2 separate regions of the Homo sapiens genome follow, and region 1 is linked to region 2. Evidence: chromatin loops called from intact Hi-C (ENCODE). Cell type or tissue: CD14-positive monocyte. All regions are shown on one strand.

What was found. A loop is a pair of places that touch in the nucleus more often than their neighbours do. Peaks named below come from ENCODE experiments on the same cell type or tissue, not always from the same donor. Only the 100,000 strongest peaks of a DNase experiment are listed, where the experiment ranks them.
Region 1: it touches region 2 in a loop (4-fold over the local background); 34 of 110 quality-filtered maps call a loop at or near these places.

What each region holds. Positions count from the first base shown.
Region 1 is chr1:236,108,325-236,110,824 of GRCh38, forward strand. It overlaps the pseudogene ACO2P2. Among named protein-coding and RNA genes, the nearest start is that of GPR137B, 33 kb to the right of the region's middle. In CD14-positive monocyte, CTCF peaks have their summits at 1,209 (motif pointing right) and 1,414; a DNase peak (open chromatin) is centred at 1,217.
Region 2 is chr1:236,867,887-236,870,386 of GRCh38, forward strand. The region is part of intron 22 of MTR (5-methyltetrahydrofolate-homocysteine methyltransferase); the gene reads left to right. Among named protein-coding and RNA genes, the nearest start is that of MTR, 74 kb to the left of the region's middle. In CD14-positive monocyte, CTCF peaks have their summits at 1,182 (motif pointing left) and 1,392; DNase peaks (open chromatin) are centred at 1,165 and 2,235; H3K4me3 peaks cover 339 bases; H3K27ac peaks cover 1,060 bases.

The sequences.
Region 1 (2,500 bases), 760 kb before region 2:
AACAAGTGACTTTGACTCCTGTTTTTGTTGAAGCCTCTCTGTGACACACAGTTATCCAGCTTGGAACATCTCTGGGTATAGTTTGGCTCCTTATCTGTGGCCTCTTCGAAAAGTGTCAATCATGAGGGTTGAAACACCCGCCTACATACACACACACTTAGTGAATGAATTGACACAAGCCTCCAGATTCTTTTTTGAGAGTAGAATAGCACTCACTGTCCAATAGAAATATGATGCAGGCCCCAAAGCTGAGCCATATATGCAATTTAAAGTTTTTAGCAGCTTCTTTTTTTCTTTTTTTTTGAGACGGAGTTTTGCTCTGTCGCCCAAGCTGGAGTGCAGCAGCACGATCTCAGCCGATCTCAGCTCACTGCAATCTCCGCCTCTTGCACCCAAGCGATTCTCCTGCCTGAGCCTCCCAAGTAGCTGGAATGACAAGTGTGCACCACCATGCCCTGCTAATTTTTGTATTTTTAGTAGAGACAGAGTGTTGCCATGTTGGCCAGGCAGGTCTCGAACTCCTGACCTCAGGTAATCACCCCGCCTCGGCTCCCAAAGTGCTGGGATTACAGGCATGAACCACTGCATCTGGCCATTAGCAGCCTCATTTAAAAAGGTAAAAAGAAATATGACAATAATTATAATAACATAATCAATATTTTAAATGATTGTTGAGGGCTGGGCACGGTGGCTCACGCCTGTAATCCCAACACTTTGGGAGGCCGAGGCGGGTGGATCACCTGAGGTCAGGAGTTCAAGACCAGCCCGACCAACATGGAGAAACCCCATCTCCCCTAAAAATGCAAAATTAGCTGGTCGTGGTGGTGCATGCCTGTAATCCCAGCTGCTCAGGAGGCTGAGGCAGGAGAATCGCTTGAACCTGGGAGACAGAGGTTGTGGTGAGCCGGGATTGCGCCATTGCACTCCAGCCTGGGCAACAAGAGTGAAAGTCCATTTCAGAAAAAAAAAAAAATTGTTGGAGTATTTTACATTCTTTTGCACCTACTAAGTCTTCAAAACCCAGTATGCCTTTTACACTGAGGGCGCGTCTCCATTCCAACTAGCCACAGCTGAAGTGGTCAGCAGCCACATGGGGCTGGCGGCCTGCAGGCCGGACAGCACCAGTCCAGGTGTATCCAGCGAGTTGCTGAGGATGGCAGGATGGAAAGGAGGAGTGTGAAATCGTGCCTGGAATGTCCAAGCGGATTTAATCTTATTGGTTAAAGATGTCCACTAGGTGGCGATATATGCAAGGAATGAAAATTTACTATGTGGCTGACATTGTTAATATATGCAATTATTTGTAGATATAATTCAGTATTTCCATCATCCCTGCAAGATGAGTAACAGGATGTTCACTTTGCGGATGAGGAAAATGAACCTTAAGCAACCTAGGCGTCTGGTGAAAGGGTTTCCAGCCAGCAACCGGAGGAGGCAGGAATCATGCCAGGTGTGTCTGGTGCCGGAGCCCAGAGGCTTCCCAGATCCGCACACTTCATGCTCACTCATCTGCCAGCCACACAGAGGTCCTGGATGTCTGGTGGGCGATGAGCAAGCGACAGAGAGTCCGTGTGATGAGGTTGCTCAGGCTGATGTGACAACAGTGAGAAGAGGCGTCTCATCTCATCCCTAACCAGACGGGGTTAGGGATGGCGTCTTGGAGCAGCCAACCGGAGAGATTGACATCGCTGATAAAGAGGTAGATTCACACGACCTCATCTTTGTCAGTGCACAAAATGGCTCCCTACAGCCCACTGGTGACCCGGCTGCAGAAAGCTCTGGGTGTGCGGCAATACCATGTGGCCTCAGTCCTGTGCCAACGGGCCAAGATGGCGATGAGCCACTTTGAGCCCAATGAGTACATCCACTATGACCTGCTAGAGAAGAACATTAACATTGTTTGCAAACGACTGAACTGGCCTCTGACCCTCTTGGAGAAGATCGTGTATGGACACCTGGATGACCCGGCCAGCCAGGAAATCGAGCAGGGCAAGACACCTGTGGCTGTGGCCGGACCACGTGGCCATGCTGCAGTTCATCAGCAGTGGGCTGCCCAAGGTGGCCATGCCGTCCACCATCCACTGTGACCATCTGAAAGAGGCCCAGCTCGGAGGCGAGAAAGACCTGCGCCAGGCCAAGGACATCAACCAGGAAGTTTATAATTTCCTGGCAACTGCAGGTGCCAAATATGGCGTGGACTGCTGGAGGCTTGGATCTGGAATCATTCATTAGATTATTCTGGAAAACTATGCATACCTTAGGGTTCTTCTGATTGGCACTGACTCCCACACCCCCAGTGGTGGCGGCCTGGGGGGAATCTGCATTGGAGTTGGGGGTGCCGATGCTGTGGACATCATGGCTGAGATCCCCTAGGAGATGAAGTGCCCCAAGGTGATTGGCATGAAGCTAACAGGCTCCCTCTCCAATTGGACCTCACCCTAAGACGTGATCCTGAAGGTGTGGCAGGCATCCTCAAAGTGAAAGGTGGCACAGGTGCAAT
Region 2 (2,500 bases):
ACGGCTGAGCAAGGCTGAGCAAAGAAAGTAGTTTCTTGAGATGGCTATGAACAGTGTTGAAATAACAACAGAGGATTTAGAATAAACAGCACGTAAACTTAGGTGATAAAGCAGGGGCAAGGTTTGAGATGATTGGCCTACAATTTTGAAAGAAGTTCTGTGAGTAAAACGCTATCAAACAGCATCACATGCTGCAGAGAAATCTTTTGTGAAAGTTAGATTCAATTGGTGTGGGAAACTTCACTGTCGTCTTATTTTGAGAAATTGCCACGGCCACCCCAAACTTCTGCAGCCACCACTCTAATCAGTCAGCAGCCATGAACATCAAGTCAAGACCCTCTACCAGCAAAAAGGTTACAACTCACTGAAGACCCAGATGATCATTAGCATTTTTTTTTTAGCAACAAGTATTTTTAAATTAAGGTATGTATACCTTGTTCTTTTAGACATAATACTATTGCACACATAATAGAGTACAGTATAGTGTGAACATAACTTTTATATGCATTGAGAAACCAAAAAATTCACATGACTCACTTTATTGAGATACTTTATTGTAATGGTCTAGAGTTGAACCTATAGCATCTCTGAGTTATGTCTGTATTCTAAATTCCCCTCAAGAAATAATGTAGAATATTTGGAAATATTTTTGATTAATTCCATTGAGGTTAATTTTACATATACTCTGTAATAGTAACTAGGAAAAGACAAAAGAGGACATTTTCCATTACAGATAATGCACAGTGTTTAATTATGTAAGAAAAATACGCTATTTCATGATACATTTTAAAGTTATACATCATACATCTAATGTTTTTAAACATGGGTCTGATAACCAGTGGTTCTTAATATAACTGTCTAGTATACGTAAAAGAGCAGTATATGGCTGAGCATGAAAATAATTCCAAACTGTATAATGTTGGAACGTTCAGCTGAGTGAGGAACATGATTGTACCTAAGTCAAAGATACGGTAATGCAGTCTCTCCTGAGAACTTCACATGCTGATAATTATTTAGAGGATTTGGATCCATTTTTTGAAGGAGAGATCAACAATTTGTTTATTTTTTTTAAAAAGTAATGGAAATGGCAACAGACCCCACTGGCACTACTTAAGTACAGGTTGGAAACCATGGCTGGACTGCAGACTGGATGGAAACACATGCCATCTTGTGGTGGCATGTGTGAATTGCAGGAGCAGCAGACAGGCTGCCACCTTAGTTAACTGAGAAATAAAGGGTAAAATGACAGCAAGTATCAGGTACCTTAAAAGGATGCAGATGCAGTTTTATTTTCCTTTTTAAATTTCTTCTGGAGACGAAAAGGACTTTTTGTCTTACATTACAGTATTTTTGAAATTCTGTGTATTCTTAAATAGTATGAGATGCCTTTGCTAAAACATTCAGTGCAACTTTTTTTTTCCTGGATTAGTATCCAAATTAAATGCTTGCTCTCATAGCTCTATTCTAAGCACTTAAAAAAAGAGTTTTTTTGTAGAGACAAAGTCTCGCTAATGTTGCCCAGGCTGGACTCAAACCCCTGGCCTCAAGTGATCCTCCTGCCTTGGCCTCTTAAAGCACTGGGTTTACAGGCATGAGCCTCCATACCCAACCTCTCTTCTGAGCACTTTAAAACAAATACTGTAAAATCAACAACTTCCGTAACATTCATTTTTATTCTCTTTAGCCTCCCATGTGGCGAAATACAGGAATGTGTATAGGGAGAGGCTTACAGACATAGGGTATGGCTCAAAATGACAAAGGGAAACTGAGGGAGAGTCAAGGAAGATGGGGTTATGTGTAGGGGTAAAACAGGAGGTTGTGGTAGAGGTGAGAGGGATGGTGGGAAGAATGGTAGCAGGCACAGAGGGCAGGCTGGATCTGACCTGTGCCCTCTTCTCCGACTTCACATACCCTGGGATTCCTAGCTAGTTCAGGACTCTGGGCCCTCATAGTGCTGGTCTCTGCCTAGACTTCCCTGTTTCCTTCAGCTAATACCCACTTAATTTTTCAAAATCCATTTCAGACTTTCCCCTAGGATGCTTCTGGTTGTCACCCATTTTGGGCCTTCCATACATAGTACACTGTAAATGCTTTCATTGTAGTACTTGCCACACCATATTCTAATTCAGAGCTTGCCAACAGTTTCTCAACTCAGATGTGCCAGGAAACCCATTCTCTTTCCTGCTGGAGAGTGGAACTGGGCCTCTGTCCTACATGGGTTGACCAGGGCTGTGAGCAACTTCCTTTGTGCATCCCAGTACCATAAGTGTCATTTCAGTGTGTGGAAATAGTGAGAATTGCCCTCTAATCAATAGTACATTTGACTATTTCCCCAGCAAGACGACTTTGAAGGCAGGCTAATTAGCTGGAAATTGAACTTGTCACCCAGGCCTCTGGCTCAGTGTTCTTGGTCGTTTTCTTACCTCACTGATCTGTGGTTATGATTCTCTCCTGCTGATCTCTCCTTCTGGGAGTGGTCTTTAAACACAGAAATGTTCTG